Regions from separate parts of the Homo sapiens genome. Here region 1 is linked to region 2. A link is an interaction called in ENCODE POLR2A ChIA-PET data of the cell type or tissue named here. Cell type or tissue: Caco-2. All regions are shown on one strand. Each heading gives the region's core, and the rest is flanking DNA. Links, peaks and the distances in the headings are about the cores only.

Region 1 (2,908 bases), core at 119-2,618, 49 kb before region 2:
TGGCCTCCCCCGCTGCTACCATGGCCACTGTGGTCACAGCCCATAGAGCAGGCACTGGGCTGGCTGGGGAAGAAGGCAGCTGCTTGACACCCACAGGTCTGTTCAAGGAGTTTCTCTTTTCCATTGGAGCTCAGGGCGCACCCAGGCAAGGGAGCGTGGCCTTTGTCAGTGATAAGGCCGGAGCCAGAAACAGTTGAGTAACCTCTGATAGGGCCCTATCTTAAATCAACTTCTCTCTCCTTGGGCCTTGAAAGCTGCTTTGTTTAACTTTGTGCTGTTAGGATGAAGCATATGATAAGGCCTACACGTTTAAATAAACTTATAAGTCAACAGTGTCTATTACCCTGGGAAGGAGACTTAAGAGATTGATGAGAACATATGACCCCACAGAGCCTGGGGATGGAGGTCTTTTAGCCCCCTCTCACCTGCAGTACCCCTGTCCCTACCCCCACTCCAATCCAAACTGAGGTTCCCTTGGATTTCTTTCTTTTTTTGAAAAAAAAAAATGTTTTTGTAGAGTTGGGGTCTTGCTATGTTGCCCATGCTGGTCTCAAATTCCTGGTCTCAAACGATCCTCCTGCCTTGGCCTCCCAAAGTGCTGGGATTACAGGTGTGAGCCACCGTACCCAGCCAGGATTCCTTTCTTTTCCTTTTCTCATCTTCTTTTCTAGTAAGGGACCCAGAGCCAAAACACCAAACTGCAAAGGCCCAGCAAATGATCTCAAACCCAGATGGTTACAGGAACTGAACGGGTAACTGAAATGTGTACAATAAGCCAGGTAAAAGGCAATGGGTGTGACACTGTGACATGGTAAACAACATAGATTTGGTCTCTGCCCCCAGTTCTTGAGCCAGAGCTCCTAATACCCTCATTGATAGGGGTGCTGGGAGAATCTTTAGTTCTAATATTTGGTCTCTGCCCCCGCGGTTCCTGACACAGAAGTTCCTAAATCCCTGGGAATTTTCTGGGTGGTAGGATCATCTTTTGTTCTGATGAGGTGACTCTTGGTGGATTCCTGGATAGCCTCGGGATGGGGGCTGGTTGCCAAGGGAACCAACGCTGTGATTGGAGAGTTGGACCACTCAGCCCCACCCCTCAGCCTCTGGGGAGAGGAGAGGCTGAAGGCTGAGCTGATTGCCATTGGCCAGTGATGCAATCAATCATGCCTATGTAATGAAGCCTCCTAGCCCCCACCCCATTCCCACAAAGGACAGGGTTCTGGGAGTTTCTCGGTTGCAAAACCTGTGGAACTGCTTGGAGGATGGCATACCAGAAAGAGCAGGGAACCTCCTCACCCTGCCCACACTTCGCCATATGCACCTCTTCCATCTGGCTGTTCATCTTTCATCTCTATCCTTTGTAATACTCTTTTTTTTTTTGAAATGGAGTCTCACTCTGTTGCTCTGGCTGGAAAGCAGTGGGAGTGGCACGATCGTGGCTCACTGCAGCCTAAATCGCCTGGGCTCAAGCAATCCTCTTACCTCAGCCTCTCTGGTAGCTGAGACTACAGGTGTGTGCCACCATGCACTGGAATGGTGTGTTTTCTATTTGTAGAAAACAAATATTTTTTAATTTGTAGAGAGGAGGTCTGGCTATGTTGTCCAGGCTGGTCTCAAACTCCTTGGCTCAAGCGATCTTCCCAACTCAGCCTTCCAAAGTGCTGGGATTACAGGCACGAGCCACTGTGCCCGGTCTGTAATATCTCTTTTATAATAAATGGGTAAATGTAAGTAAAGTGTTTCCTTGAGTTCTGTGAGTCACTCTAACAAATTACTTGAAACCAAGGAGGGGGTCATGGGAACCCCAGATTTATGGGGGTCAGAAATACAGGTCACAACCTGGGATGTGCAAGTGTCACAGAAGTGGGCGTGGTCTTGTTACAGGAAAGGGGCCCCAGTCCAGAACCCAAGAGAGGGTTCTCGGATCTCACACAAGAAAGAATTCAGGGCAAGTCCGCAATGCAAAGTGAAAGCAAGTTGATTAAGAAAGTAAAGGAATAGGCCGGGCGCGGTGGCTCACGCGTGGAATCCCAGCACTTTGGGAGGCCGAGGCGGGCGAATCAGGAGGTCAGGGAATCCAGACCATCCTGGCTAACACAGTGAAACCCCCTCTCTACTAAAAATGCAAAAAATTAGCTGGGTGTGATGGCGGCCGCCTGTGGTCCCAGCTACTCGGGAGGCTGAGGCAGGAGAATGGCGTGAACCCTGGAGGAGGAGCTTGCAGTGAGCCGAGATTGCGCCACTGCACTCTAGCCTGGGCGACTGAGCAAGACTCTGCCTCAAAAAAAAAAAAAAAAGGAAAAAGAAAGTAAAGGAATAAAAGAATGGCTACTCCATAGACAGAGCAGCCCCAAGGGCTGCTGGTTGCCCATTTTTGTGGTTATTTTTTGATGATATGCTAAACAAGGGGTGGAATATTCATGCCTACCCCTTTTAGACCATATAGGGTAACTTCCTGACATTGCCATGGCATTTGTAAACTGTCATGGCGCTGATGGGAGCGTAGCAGTAAAGACGACCAGAGGTCACTCTCGTCACCATCTTGGTTTTGGCGAGTTTTAGCCAGCTCCTTCACTGCAACCTGTTTTATCAGCAAGATCTTTATGACCTGTATCTTGTGCTAACCTCCCATCTCATCTTGTGACATAGAATTCCTCTCTGGGAATGCTGCATGGTAGGTCTCAGCCTCATTTTACCCTGCTCCTGTTAAAGATGGAGCTCTGGTTCACACGCCTCCAACATTTTCCCCCTTCCCTTTTATAAGAGAACCCTTAATTCTAAGGGTTGCAGAGGGACGAAGATCCATCCTCTATAACTTCTTCCGGCTGAATAGGGGCGATATTTCTGCCTACCTATGAGGGTCTCTTGCATTCAGAGTAGAGAGGAGCTCAGTCAGAAAGCACCAGTA
Region 2 (2,908 bases), core at 303-2,802:
AACAGAGTGAGACTTCATCTCAAAATAAATAAATAAAAGCCAGGCGCAGTGGCTTATGCCTGTAATCCCAGCACTTTGGGAGGCCGAGGCGGGCGGATCACAAGGTCAGGAGATCGAAACCATCCTGGCTAACATGGTGAAACCCCGTCTCTACTAAAAATACAAAAAAATTAGCCAGGCATGGTGGTGAGCACCTGTAGTCCCAGCTACTCGGGAGGTTGAGGCAGGAGAATGGTGTGAACCCAGGAGGCGGAGCTTGCAGTGAGCTGAGATCGCGCCACTGCACTCCAGCCTGGGGGACAGAGCGAGACTCTGCCTCATAAAATAATAATAAAAATAAATAAATAAATATATAAATAAATAAATAAATAAAATAAAGACACCAAAATGCAGACAGAGGAGACTGAGCTGTATCCTGCAGGCAAGTGGGGTAGAGGTTGCTGGGTGTCAAAATACACAGACTCTCTCACCATCCTCCATTCATTCCAAAAAGGAAGGTGTCCTCACCCTGCCACTTTAAGAATCACATCTGTAATCCCAGCACTTAGAGAGGCCGAGGCAGGAGGATCATTTGAGCCCAGGAGTTTGAGACCAGCCTGGGCAACAACAGCCAGACCCTGTCTCAATAAAAAAGAAAAAAGAAAGAATCTGTACATGTGATGAGACTGTTCCTGGGAGACACTGGGTCTTCCACAGAATCAGGAGGCAGAAAAAAATAGTTGACAACCAGTGGGGCACAGTGGCTCATGCCTGTAATCCCAGCACTTTGGGAGTCCGAGGCGGGTGGATCACCTGAGGTCAGGAGTTCGAGACCAGCCTGGCCAATACGGTGAAACCCTGTCTCTACTAAAAATACAAAAATAGCTGGGCGTGGTGGTGCGTGCCGGTAATCCCAGCTACTCTGAAGACTAAGGCAGGAGAATCGCTTGAACCTGGGAGGTGGAGGTTGCAGTGAGCCAAGATCGTGCCACTGCACTCCAGCCTGGGTGACAGAGCGAGACTCCATCTCAAAAAAAAAAATTGACAACTGTTACTGTCAGCAGGGCCTGTTGGAGGTTAGGGAGCAGAGGGAGCAATGACTGGAAGCAGGAGAATCTGTGGGGCTGGTGGGAATCTGTGGACAATCCGTGGGAAGGCTTGGTGGGCAGCAGGTGCGGGTGAGGCAGGGAGGTGGCAGAGAGAGCTTGTGGAGATGTTCTGGATACCAGAGCCCTGGCCTGATCCTGTACCGTCCCCACCTTCTCTGGATGACTGGGGCCAACCTAACCTGTTCCGAAGAAAATAAATACTCGGACATAATCCTTTGTTGTGAGATTAATTTGTTGTTTTGTTCACGGCTGCGTCTAGGAAGGTGCTTGGCGTGCAGTGAGAGGCTCTAATGGATCTGGGCTTGTTGAAGCAAGGCAGGAAGGAGCCAGTGTTCTCAAAGTGTTGGGTGAGTAGTAGGGGAGGCGCAGCCGGCAGCAGACCTGCAGGGATTACCATTCCCACATGGGAAAGGTTGCTGTGTGAGGATTAAACACAATAACGTATATGAAAATCCCGGCTGCTTAATACATCAACTCAGGTTCAAAATCTGGGAGGAGAGAAGCTGGGCTGATGTGGGGGTTGAGATGGGAGGAGGTTTCGAGCGGAGTCACATAGGGGCCCCCCAGGGACAGCCCCACGGGAAAGCTCCAGGGGTCTTTCGGGAAGCCCCGACTGGTGCCAGCACAGCTGACACTCCTGCCCCACCCGGCTGGCCAGCAGGAATTTGCCCCATGACCGCCCCTGGCAAGCTGCTGTCACCATGGCGACCGGCCACAAAACAAGCAGCCTGATTGTCCCTGCTCAGCGGGGCAGGTGAAACCCTGGCCACGTGACCGATACTGGGCCAGGTGCAGTTAAGGGACACCCGCCACCTCCCCTCCTTAACCCATTCAATGCCACCGCGCCACCTAGGCGCAGTGTCCCGGCCGCCTCAGGCCGCACCCCTTCGGCCCTTGGTCCCCACGGCCTGAAGGGTGGTGATGAAATACACGGAGCACTGCGTTAGGAGTCAGTGAAGGAAACAATCCGGGCTGTGCACTGGCTGAGTGACCTGGAGCTGGGTTACTTCGCCGTCCAAGCCTCTCTTTCCTCATCAGCAGAATAAGGACGGCACCCTCCCACTTCACAGGAAGCCTGGGAACACGGATGGGGCAGTGTACACTCGACCTCCAAAGAGCGATAGTCCATTTCACCTCCCACCTTCACCTCCACATGTCAGGGGCTCCGGAAGTCCTCCCCTCTGGCCTCCCCTAGAAGGAGGCCTTCGCCAACCAACAGCACGCTTCCTGGCCTGTTCCTAACAAGCTGAGAGGGCTGGGCAGCCCCCAGGATGACACCACCCCCAGATCCATTCCCAGGTAGCAACGACCCCTCCCCTGCCCCCACCACTTTCTCTGGAATGTTCAAGTGGAAACATCAAACCAACTGGTTTTTCTGCTTGCCTTCATCAGCCACCTGATCAGGGCTGGGGCCCAGGACTCTGAGTAAATATCTCAAGGCTGCTTCTGCCCCTAGATGTGGGGATCTTGGGCCAGGCTGAGATTACCTGGTGGAGGGTGGGGTGTATGGCAGGGATCAATTTGAAAGCACCTTTGAGGCCAGGCACAGTGGCTCATGCCTGTAATCCCAGCACTTTGGGAGGTCGAGGCAGGAGGATCACCTGAGGTCAGGAGTTTGAGATCAGCCTGCCCAACACGGTGAAACTCAGTCTCTACTAAAAATACAAAAATTAGCCGGGCATGGTGGCGCATACATGTAATCCCAGCTACTTGGGAGTCTGCAAAAGAGAATCGCTTGAACCCGGGAGGTAGAGGTTGCAGTGAGCTGAGATTGTCCCACTATACTCCAGCATAGGCAACAGAGAGACTCTCTCAAAACA

Evidence for each region. ChIA-PET counts read pairs that join two places held together with the same protein. Peaks named below come from ENCODE experiments on the same cell type or tissue, not always from the same donor. Only the 100,000 strongest peaks of a DNase experiment are listed, where the experiment ranks them.
Region 1: POLR2A ChIA-PET joins it to region 2 with 13 read pairs; 9 of 35 experiments call an interaction of 5 or more read pairs at or near these places.

What each region holds. Positions count from the first base shown.
Region 1 is chr7:73,791,038-73,793,945 of GRCh38, reverse strand. No RefSeq gene overlaps it. Among named protein-coding and RNA genes, the nearest start is that of CLDN3, 22 kb to the right of the region's middle. In Caco-2, for the core only: no CTCF peak of the experiment used is centred there; DNase peaks (open chromatin) are centred at 145, 1,115 and 2,592.
Region 2 is chr7:73,742,010-73,744,917 of GRCh38, reverse strand. No RefSeq gene overlaps it. Among named protein-coding and RNA genes, the nearest start is that of ABHD11, 4.7 kb to the right of the region's middle. RefSeq lists a silencer at 1,797-1,916 and enhancers at 1,711-2,244, 1,201-2,400, 2,245-2,779. In Caco-2, for the core only: no CTCF peak of the experiment used is centred there; DNase peaks (open chromatin) are centred at 1,827 and 2,417; H3K4me3 peaks cover 959 bases.